Linked DNA regions of Homo sapiens: all the other regions are linked to region 2. The links are chromatin contacts, found by Hi-C in ENCODE. All regions are on one chromosome and are shown on one strand. The core of a region is the stretch at or near the end of the contact, and the rest is flanking DNA. Distances in the headings are between cores, read along the strand shown. Region 1 holds the start of RAP2C-AS1 (RAP2C antisense RNA 1). Region 2 holds the start of HTATSF1 (HIV-1 Tat specific factor 1). Region 3 holds the start of MBNL3 (muscleblind like splicing regulator 3).

Region 1 (3,550 bases), core at 152-2,651, 4.3 Mb after region 2:
AATATTTGTCCACTGTAGTTGACGAGAGTGACCCCACAGGACGCTGTACTGAGGGGAGGAGTATGTTTCACTGCGTGGAGAAACAAAGAACTCTCTCCTAAGCATGACCAACACATTCAGAGATATTAGAATTGCCAACAGGTGGGATGACCTGAAAAAGAACTCCTTGCTTTGACAGTTTAGTAATAGAGCAAAGACTTGCCACGATTGCTCAACACTGGCTGGATCAGAAGAGGAATTTCCAGACTCAGTTACAAGCACGGCTGGTGGAGGGCTGTGAATCCCACCAGACAGTCTGGAGACAGCTAGGCAGGGAGATGAGCAGCAGAGCTCCAAATCAGGCAACAGCACGTGTGAAAGGAGCAGTGACCTGTGGGGAAACTCATAACTCACAGACCAAACCCCTTCCAGCAGAGGGCAGTGCCTCTGATACGACACAGGGCCCAGGCCAGCTGGAGCCAGAGCTGGGGACTTCGCTGGAGAGATGGCACCGGCCTGAGGTCAAGGAGAAATTGAACTAAACTCTCCTTTGAAGACTGTAAGTGACATTGGGGAATACTCAGGGAGGGACAGTGGGACCTCACACTACTATGATTCGCCTGTGTTCTAATGTCCAACAATTTAGGCTGAGTAATAAATCTCTTTATAGAGTTTGGCCATTTAGGGCTTGTAAGTAAGGGAATTTGGAGTCATTTTTGCTAGGCTGGCCACTGAGTCTCGCAGGTTTCTGGGTACATGCTTGAATTGAAAAGAAAGTGACACACCTAAAATACAGCCTAGACTCCTGGCCCTGGGGCTCTGTGGATCCGACACAAAGTTTACAAATAGAAAGCTAGCAAAGGGAAAGATAGTCGGAAGTAACAATTTTATCTAAAAATAGAAACTTAGAATCTAACACCAGAGTTACTACTTGCTTTTGAATTTCAAAGACTACATAGGATGGCCTTTAAAACAAAACTTCAGCATGTAAGAGCCAGCCAAGCAAATTGTTATACATAATCAACGATTAAAATAAATTAGTCTTTAGGCCTAAACCGTTTCCAATCAAATCTTTCTTGAATATTGGTTACCTTTTCTGCCGTGTAGTGGTTGGAATCAAATGAGAACATAGCTGAGCAGAGTACCATAAAGTCTACTTCTAATGCTGCTGTTTTCGAGCCTTGTGATTTTTTTTTAAGTGACTTTAGTATTCGCTGGTAAAGTCAAGGCGGATCTACCAGACGGTAAAAGTTCTGTGTGTTTGTCAGGCACGGCTAAGTAAAACGCACTGCATCTGAAAGTCTAAGGGTAGTTTGCATGCATCTCTCAGCAAAATAGCAAGTGGAAGAAATACCAGCAAGGAGAATAAACTTTCTGGGCTGTTTGATTTCCCCTGCAACTTCTAGTCCAGGGATGTTTGGCGTTCTCCCGGTCGCTAGATTATTAGCCCGCAGGTTCCGCACCGGCCAGGGAGCCGCTCAAGTCCTAGGGCCGGGCGGCTGGAGGTTGCAGGTCGGAGGGGCTTCTACGGGTTTGGGGGTGGGACGGTCCGCGGCAGCCGCGGGCGGGTAAGGACTGACGTCGCAGGTTTCCAGAGGCCCGTTCCCGAAGCCGGAGTCCCGACCCGAAACCGTCCCCGGCCGGCTCGCTCGCTCAGCAGGGCGCGGCTCCAGCGCCACCCGGCTCGCCCCGAAGAGGTGGGACTTTCCCCACCGGAAGTGATCCCGTCCAGTCTCGGGGAACTGGGGCACCTCAGCCAGTGTGTCAGGGAAACCCTTCCGGGTGTGTGCTTGGTGGGGGTGGGGGTGGGGGTGGGGGTGGGGGTGGGGGGTGGGTGAGAAAAAAAAGAGGTGGGTTCGCCTGGAGTCCCTGCGGCCGCCGCGGAAGGCCCCCGCTTCTTTCCCCGCGGCGAGCAGCAGCGCTGGGGCAGCGGAGAGACAGAGGAGCCAGCGGGTGGCCATGGCCTTGGCGTGACAGAGCCTCCCCGGCGGCCGGGCGGGTGCGGACGGCGGGGTAAGCGGCAGTAGCTTGATCCGGGTGGGAGTTGGGGGAGGCGGCGGCCGGCGCCGCAGGTTCGGGGCGGGGGTCAGCCGGGTAATGTGCGTCCTTCTCCCCTTCACAGGCCGGACGACCCCCGCGGGAGCCGGGGCCCAGAAACCCGCCCGGGCAGCGGTAACTGGAACGGAGCCCTCAGGCCTGAGCCGGCTGGGCTGCGCGAGCAGGAAGCGGGGTCCCTGGGCCCCTTTGTGTGAAGGGCGGGGGAGGAGTGCCGGGCAGCCCCGGGCTGCGGGCTCCTCCGACGTCCGCCTCGCCGCAGGGTCCCCTCGCCGCAGCCCCCACCCTTTCCCTCCCGGGGGCACGCGCCTCCTCGCCACCCTCGCCGGGCTTTTCCCAGGCTCGCCCTCCTCCCCACGCCCCCTGCTCGGGCTGCAGTTCCTATAGGAAGGGCATTACCATCCCTTCCCCACCCTCCCCGACTCTACGCTCTTTCCCCTCCCCCTCCTGTAACTTCCTCTTCTTCCCCGGTTGGGCCCTCTGCTCCTCTGCACTCTCCTCCCCAGTTCGCAGATTTCCGCCCACCTTCCGCCTCGTCTAGCCGCGCCACAGCTAGCGGGGTGATCTTTCCCCCCCTCTGGTAGGAGTTGGTGAAGGTGAGACTCATGAGGGAATACAAGGTAGTGGTGTTAGGGAGTGGAGGGGTTGGCAAATCTGCCCTTACTGTGCAGTTTGTCACTGGGACTTTCATTGAGAAATATGACCCCACCATTGAAGATTTCTACCGCAAAGAGATCGAAGTGGACTCTTCCCCCTCCGTGCTGGAAATTCTGGACACCGCAGGAACTGAGCAGTTTGCCTCCATGAGAGATCTCTACATCAAAAACGGCCAAGGTTTCATCCTGGTTTATAGCCTGGTTAATCAACAGTCTTTTCAGGTAACCAAACCAAGTCTTGTAATTTGTTAGAAGGGGGTGTGGTAATCCGACATCGACTTCTGGGTTGCTTGAACCGTGCATTAATGACTGTGCTTTGCTTTTGAAAGTTAGACATGACGCATTTTTGAGGTTACTCCTGCCATGGAAGACTATCGGGTTGTTTCTATAGAGCGTAGTAAAAAGTAACAAGCGTCAACAAATATTTTAAAGCTATTTTTAAGTGAAAGAAAAGTGAAAAAGAAATGTCAGTCTGTGTATATTTCGCCTGGAATATAACCTTCTGAAGTTGCTTGCTCAATTCAACAAGTATTGATTAACTTACACGACAAAACATCTAACAAATAATCTCGGGTAAATAGAGCACTTTGAAAAAATTATTTGGAGCCGATTATCTGTTGCACAGATAAGTCCTCTGTGTCTGTCCCACCCACACCTTCCCCTCCCACCCCCCAACACCCCCTCCCGCCGCCCTCCCCTTCTCTCTCAAGTTTCTCAACTAGATTCATAAATCTTAGTGTTGCAAGACGAAGAACTCAAGACCTGCCTTCTAGGCATTTTACTTAATTACTTGGGGCGTGTAGTAGGAAGAAAAGTTACTAATAGAAAAGACTAGTACCTAGAATTAATAACCAACAAAA
Region 2 (3,455 bases), core at 47-2,546:
GGAATGGGGAAAATGTAAAACCCAAAGTTTGAAGAGGTATGGGCTTCAACAACATAAAAGGATAAAGTCACACATTAATCCATTATCACACCTTTGTTAAAAGTATTCAGAATGCTGAAGAAACCAAATCTGCACTCAAACTAGCACTACCAACACAGAAGTGAAATCGTAAATTTTAACAATCTGGAGGGATTGGAATATATATACAAATACAGAATGGGAAAGAAAAGTTGCAAAAGAATTTTTACAATAGCAGTCCAGTCGCGCAGTGGAGACAGGTTTTGTATCATTGACTTGCAAGTCAATTTGTGTGCTATTAGTGTGCCCTTTCCTGCTCATGAGAGCCAGATTAAAAGGGCACTTTTACCACAAAGTTTACAGAATCAAGTTTAACATTAGTTATTTTACTTCGAAGCTGAAATAAAAATACTTAGCAATTTCCAAGTATTCCAAACAAACATACACAGATTTTCCATCTGTATTCTGTGTATCTCCAGTCTTATTCCTGTGGTTATATGGTTCAAACATATATGCCTAGGGACAAAATTTACTAGGAAAGTAAAGCAAGGTGCAAAGAAAGTTCAATTAGTAAAGCTATATAAACAGCTACTTTAAAAAAGAAATCAAGAAACTGCATTTTGCACATAGTACATAAGCTAAACATCTGAGTTCCTAGGACAAGTGGGGTTGGCTACCAGAAATGGACAGCTACTAAATTTGTTCTTGGTATTTTTCCTCTTTGCAATAAAAAGCAGTCATGTAATAATCAACTGTGACCTTCACAGACAAGATTAATAAAGCATAGAAAAGACTTAAAAATTACATTTAAGACACTACCCTAAAGATTTACGTTCTTTTACACATCGGTGCCCCAACAAACACAACAAAAAGAAGCGTCGCTATTCAAGGGGGCTAGGACCAAGGACCAAGGATCTCAGCAAAGCAAACGTAAAAGGAGTGCCCCGCGAGGCTGGCCAGGCGGCCCGCTCTGCAGTGGCGCCCGTGGCACTCTCCTACCTTGGGGAACCAAGCCTTTTTGTCCAGGTCCCACTCGTAGGGAGTGTCCGTCGGCTGCTGCCCGAGAGAATCGGGTTCTCCGCCGGCATCGGTCTGGGTGTCACCATCCTTGCCGTCTCCGTACAATTCTTGCATTCGCAACTGCTCATCAAACTCATCGTTCCCATCCAAGTTGGTGCCGCTCATGTTTCCTACCTAGCTCAGGAGCAGGGTTCAGAAGAACTAAGAGGCCGAAATGACGCTGGAGCTGAGCAGAGAAAGGGAGGTCAACCGCGCTCTGCTCGCGCCCCGCCGCCCCCCGGCCCGCCTCCCCGCTGCGCCCCAGCAGTCCCCGGGAAATCGCGGCCGCTCGGCGGCTGCACCGCCCCCCTCTCTGCCCGCCCACCGCGCGCGCGCGCTGATGCTGTGAGCTCGGCCGCGCCGCCGCCCACCTGGCTTGCTCCGCCGGGCCTCGGCACCGCCGCTAGGTCCAGGGCGCTGCGGGAGCGCGCAGGCGCGCTGCCGCCGCCGCCACCGCCGCCGCCGCCGACCGGATCTGAGGCGACTGCGGCTCCCTCGGCAACGTCAGGAAATTACTTCTAAACTAAGCCCTGCTCAGGCCGACGCAGCCGCCATTGTCGGCGCGTGGCGACGTCGCGGGTCGCGCCGACACGCCCACTATGGCGTCAAAAAGCGCCGACGCCGGCATGCGGCGCGAGGCCCGGGGAGGCGGGGCGCCGGGGTTGGGGGGACCCGCTGCTGCTGCGCGTCGACGCCCACCGGGGTCGGGTTTGGGGCGGGGCGAGGGCCACTGGGATCCCGCGGCGCCTCAAGGGCCTTGAGCTCCGCGGGGTCCCCGGCGGATCGGCCGGCCCGGGAGGGAAACGGAAGGAAGGCGTGGGAATATTCCCTCGCGGGGGTGGCCGGGCGGGTTTCGCGAGGGCGCCATCTTAGGGGAGTGGGTGGGGCGGACAGGACAAATTTCTCTGGCTTCGAGAAAACGACGCGCCTCCTTCGCCCAAAGGCCCCTCCCCCGCTCAGGAACCGCGTCTTTTACTTGTTTCTTTACGACACCCGGGGATAGACACCGGATCTTGTTCATCTTGGTAGCCTAAACTCCTGGCACCGGCTCTGGTGTCTAATGCGGAATGAGCGAATGAATGAACGAATGAGGGGTAGAAGGGCCAACTTTCTTTTTCTGGTGTCAGCCTTCTCCTTTATCGGTCTCATACCTTCCTCTGGCTGGAGTTCGACTCCGTGGGAAGGATGGAAAGGGCAGCAGTTGCCTGCCTCTTGTACTGCAGATTTCAGTGGCGCTCGAGCTTCGAACTTGAAACTTAAGCATAAATGTAAACATCCCAGTGTAAACACCAGCTTTATTGGCCGGGAAACTCCGCTTCTTTGTCATTCTTTTAGAAAGACACAGCATACTTTTTGTTCTAAACAGAACTTTGTTTTCAGGAATTACACTCATTGCTGAAAAGGAAAAGGTCCATATTTTTAAGTTGGGCAGGTATTTATTGAGCCCCTACTAAGTGCAGGGCACTGCGTGAGGCTCTGGCGACCCAGGAGTTGACAAGACAGGCACAGCTCAGGGGAGACAGAATTAAGATGGTTGGCACCTGACAGATATGAGATGCTGGAGGACAGCAGTTCTCAAACTTTTTGGTTCCAGGTCCTCTTTACACTAAAACATTGAAAACCCCAAAAAACGTTTGTTTGTGGTTTATACTTACCAATATTTCTGCACAAAAATGAAAGCGGCTGTTAAAAAATACTAATTCATTAAAATAATAAGGAACCCATTAGTGTAAACATAAATATCATAACCCGGGCTTGAGGTCCGGGAAAACCTTACCAGAAGAAATTATTTCACTATTCCAGTGACCTTCACTTCTAAACATAGCAGTTGAGTACTACTTCTAGAAAATCCTGGCTCCCCACACACCAGTTGTGTGAATCTATGGTTTCAACGATAACAACAGTTTTTAATAGTTTGGGTTAGTTTTTTTTTAAATTACATTTCTTTTTCATGAAGTTCTCATTCTGGCAGGAACTCTTGGAGAACTGAATTTGTGTGCACTTTTATGATATAGGTAATGTGAGTTTTATTAGGCTTAAACTTTGCTAAATATTTTTTCCTGGATCCAAAAATAGCATACAGCTGTTTTCAGCAATGTGTTATTGGGCTCCCATTTCATTCCCGAGTTCACAGCATAGGTGATAATATGCGACACCACCCTACTGCACATATCATTGAGTGCCGGCTCTACCACAACCGTCTTTTGAGCAGGTGACTTAAAGGGTTCCTTATGCTTATGTCCCATGTCACCCAGCCATCCTGGCCCAAAGGCTGCCCAGGGTCTGTGTGGTGACCTGGCAGATAGCTCTGCATTCTAGACTGGATTTGACTGAGCCAGTAAGAACCTCTCCCAGAAAGTTTGAGTATGGAACATACA
Region 3 (3,682 bases), core at 770-3,269, 4.0 Mb after region 2:
TCTTGTCCTCCCAGCCATTACCATCCTACTCTATTATCTTGCACTTAACAAACAGATTGATTTCTTGCCTAAAATTAGCTGGAGAATTCTATTTGGATCAGTCCATCAGAATTAAAAAGTATAATTAGCCTGAGAATTCACTCCACTTTTCAACCTAACTGCTGCTTAAATATCTCCTGCAATGTTTTGCACTTTGTGCAGAGCATGTAGAACTCTGTCTCTGGGTGAAGTAGCTGATTACAGGAAAGCAGCCATGAATTGCTATGAGCTTGTCACTGACGATCCTGCATATGTGTGCGTTATCAACTACAATTGTCTTCGTAAAATTAAATAAAAGCACGCATTTATTATTGTGGGGCTCCAATTAAGGGACAGCTGGTGCTCCTATTACACTTGCATTAAATCGAAACTTGTAATTTCCCTGTGCAGATGCACACTTTTTAATCAAGATATAAAATTGCATTTGCTTTGTCCATTTTCCAAAGTATCTGGAACCTTACCTCAGGGTTCCTCTTATCCTGCAAACTCCGTGGAAGAAGGGGAACAGATTGCACTGATCAGCATTTCCCTGTCTGAAATTCTTAGAGGGAAATAAACGATTGGGGCATTTATGAAAGATAAAACCCCCAAGAAGGCAGCTGGTGAGTATGAATGTATTTATTTAGCCTGTAGCGAGTGGACTTATTCATCGACTAAGATCAATTTTGAAAGGACCCATTTCGCCTCACCTGTCTGGGAAGTGTCTATGAGCGTCCCGCTGTGAACCACACTGCCTTTCTCACTGGCACTTCAGTTCCTGAAGAGCCAGAAACTTTGCACCCCTACCCCAACCCCGCCTCTGGGGATGTGTGCCTGCTTCGTTTGTTTTCGCTTTTGTAAAATCTGAGCGTTATGATTTGTCCCCCTTTCCCTTCCTAATGAAATGACAAAGGGTCTGTGCAGCGGGGGCTGGGCTGCTGGGTTTGGGGGCGAGGCGCCACACCCCCTGAGAATAAAGCCCGCGCTGCGCTCTCGGAGAACCAGGCACGAGTGAGCGAACCACACAAAGAATATATTTCGCGACGAAACAGCGCCCTACAGGAAGAAAGTGCCCGCACTCCGAGCGTGAGCCGCAGCGCGACTTTTTGGCGCTCTTTGGGAGCAGTGAGAGAGAGGCGGAGGCCAGAGAGTCCGGGGTGGGCGCGGGAGCCGGGGCGGCCCTTGGCCGCATTCCCGCCCGTCCCGCAGCGGCGCGCGGAGCCAGGTGAGGTTGGCGGCGGCGCCGCGCTACCTGGCCGGGCGGGGCGGGGCCGGGCGGCCGCGTGCGCCGCTTCCGAGTCCGGCGCTCCGGATGCCCGCCCGCGCTCCGCTGGCCCGCGGAGTTTCGCGGGAGTTTCCGTTTTGGCGCCTAAAGCCCCTCGCTGGCGCCGTTTCCCTCCGCGTGCCGCGTCTGTCCGGCGCGGGACGCACGGAGGCGCGGCCCCAGCCCGGGCTGCCTGGGGTCGGCGGGGCTGCGCGAGGGGACGTCTGGCGTCCGGCGGAGGGCACTGGCCCGGGAGGAGGGCACGCCTTTGGCAAAGGCCGGGCGGGGTTGGGACCGGGGTTGCTATGGTAGCTGCGAGCCCGGGCGGGAGCCCCACGCCCGGCCTCCGCGAGGGAGCTGGGGCGCTCCGAGGTGTGCTCCGAGTGGACTGAACCAAGAGCCTGGGAGGAGCGGGTAGGGCCGGCCCGTGGCCTTGTCCCCTCCTCCCACAGCCCGCCGGCCGGCCCCGGGAAGGGGCCTCGAGGAGCCCAGAAAAGAAAGTATTCTGGCCCCTGGAACCGAAAGGAGTCTTGCAAAAAGCACGAAGGGGTCAAGGGGGCCGAAGGGAGAGGGGGAACCGTCGCCTCCGTCCGAGAGTCAGCGTGCGCGTGTCTGTAGACTTGACATTTTATACCCCAGAGCGGCCGACTTGGAGCCGGGTTGCAAGTCCCAGCCCTGAAGTTCTGGAGGTGGGGCGGGCTTTAATTTGCTTATATCTAATGATTTCAGGAACCTCGCTTTAAAATGGCGGCATTCAGTATGCACCCCTGCTAAAGGCTCTCCCGGCACCGGGGCCACCTCGCGCAGCGCTGCTTTTGCTTCTGCCGCTAACAGATGGCATGTGCCGCTGTCGCTGCCGCTGCCCCTGCTGCTGCCGCTGAGAGCAGGGCCCCTTAGCCTCTGGGTTTGCGCTAGCAGCGTAAGGTAAGGCTGGAGATGAATTGGGATTTGTAAGAGAGGCTGCCTTCCTCGGACGCCGAGGAAATAATGCCTTTTAAACTTCATTTTACAAAATAGCAAATAGGAGGAAAAGTCATCCTGCAACTTTGTTGCGATTTTAGAGCTTTGATCATTTTCCTCCTCCTTTCCTCCTCCTCCTTTTTCTTCTTCCTTCTCTTCCTCCTCTTCTCTTCCTCCTCCCCTTCCTTCCTTCTTTCTTTTTTTCTACTTTCTTCTTTTTAATTTAAAGGAACTTCTTGCATGGCATATAATCAGCAAATGCTTTTTAACAACGAATTTCCCCATTTTCACGCGATATCGTGAGCAGTGCCACAGCTTCCTTGCAGAACCTTGTCTCTTCCTGCCCTGAGTCAACACGTTTGGGCAGCTCGCTTTTACTACTGGGGTTTGAAGGGCATGAGAGTAGATTTTAGGAGACTATTAAAAAGGGAACTTTAGTTTTTAACACTCACACAATAAGCTTTTATGGTAAGAAAACGAAATTAAACCCAGACGAGTAATGAAAGTTGACATTTAAGTGATTCTTTGTTGTGGTTTCATAATTAGGGTAATAGACCTACTGTGTGTTTTTCTGAGCACTCTTAGATAGCTAGCTAGCTAGCTAGCTAGCTAGATGATAGATAAAACAGATAAATTAATTGTGGCTCTAATTAAAGTAATATGTTTTAAAGGAGTTATTTTCTCCTAGATGTTCTTACATCGTTTGTAAATTGAGCTGGGATCCCCACAGCCTCTCCGTATTTGTGGGTAGACTTCATGGGAAAGAATCAATTAAAACAAAACTTGCAAGATTTAATTTTGAAGTGATTGGTACTTTTTTTATTAAGCGGACTCCCTGCTTTAGTGAATAAACGTTTGGGTGATTACTGATATAATGTTTGGAAAACAGATTGTTGGTATGTGGGAATGACTAAACATCCATGCTTGATACAATTTATCTGAATTTTGTTTTGTTTTGTTTCCCCCTCCAGTGAAAGGTAAATAGACAATGAGGCTTATCAGACACCTTGGATTTTTCCTGATTATATTTCCATCTTCTCCTTGGCCCATGAAAATCTAATCCTGAATGTTTAACTACTTTTTAAAATAATTTTTAACTTTTTTCTAATGTGCGATACTTTTGGGGGATGCTTTCATATTTACCAACACTTCTTCAAATATAGACTAAAATGGGCTTCTGCCCACAGCTCAGCTGATAATATTCTATCGCTGTTCACTCCTTCTCCCAAAGCAGTAGAAACTACTTGGTTGGCAGACGCTCTGCTACTAAATTTAGCAAGTGTGTGGAAAGGGAGAAAAATATTGTTTTGCCCTTATTAAAGCATGGTGCAGTTTTCTGCCCAGGTGCTGTAGTCTACCTAGAAACAAACAACCAAACTGTTTACAATGGAATTACTATACAACAAATTTTCAGCAGTTTTTCATATTATTCTTGAAAGA

What was found. Hi-C counts contacts between places; a loop is a spot of excess contacts on that map. Pooled maps may share reads with other maps.
Region 1: a loop to region 2 is called in a map of naive thymus-derived CD4-positive, alpha-beta T cell, with 8 times the contacts of the local background. The contact joins the promoter of RAP2C-AS1 here to the promoter of HTATSF1 in region 2. A Hi-C loop is called at or near these places in 2 of 168 maps with a recorded cell type or tissue (both naive thymus-derived CD4-positive, alpha-beta T cell), 2 of 37 single-sample maps with no recorded cell type and 10 of 50 pooled maps.
Region 3: a loop to region 2 is called in a pooled map, with 22 times the contacts of the local background. The contact joins the promoter of MBNL3 here to the promoter of HTATSF1 in region 2. A Hi-C loop is called at or near these places in 2 of 37 single-sample maps with no recorded cell type and 7 of 50 pooled maps.

The regions. Positions count from the first base shown.
Region 1 is chrX:132,216,358-132,219,907 of GRCh38, reverse strand. It overlaps RAP2C-AS1 (RAP2C antisense RNA 1), which reads right to left and starts at 1,401. Exons shown (of 3, transcript NR_110410.1): 1 at 1,071-1,401. RAP2C (RAP2C, member of RAS oncogene family) reads left to right here and starts at 461. Exons shown (of 6, transcript NM_001271186.2): 1 at 461-538; 2 at 1,567-1,676; 3 at 1,896-1,992; 4 at 2,102-2,912. The coding sequence starts at 2,640. RefSeq lists enhancers at 90-139, 470-539 and silencers at 1,972-2,021, 2,032-2,471.
Region 2 is chrX:136,495,433-136,498,887 of GRCh38, reverse strand. HTATSF1 (HIV-1 Tat specific factor 1) reads right to left here and starts at 1,296. Exons shown (of 9, transcript NM_014500.5): 1 at 1,018-1,296. The coding sequence starts at 1,203. RefSeq lists a silencer at 1,286-1,955.
Region 3 is chrX:132,487,375-132,491,056 of GRCh38, reverse strand. MBNL3 (muscleblind like splicing regulator 3) reads left to right here and starts at 2,019. Exons shown (of 9, transcript NM_001386889.1): 1 at 2,019-2,206. RefSeq lists a silencer at 1,171-1,740.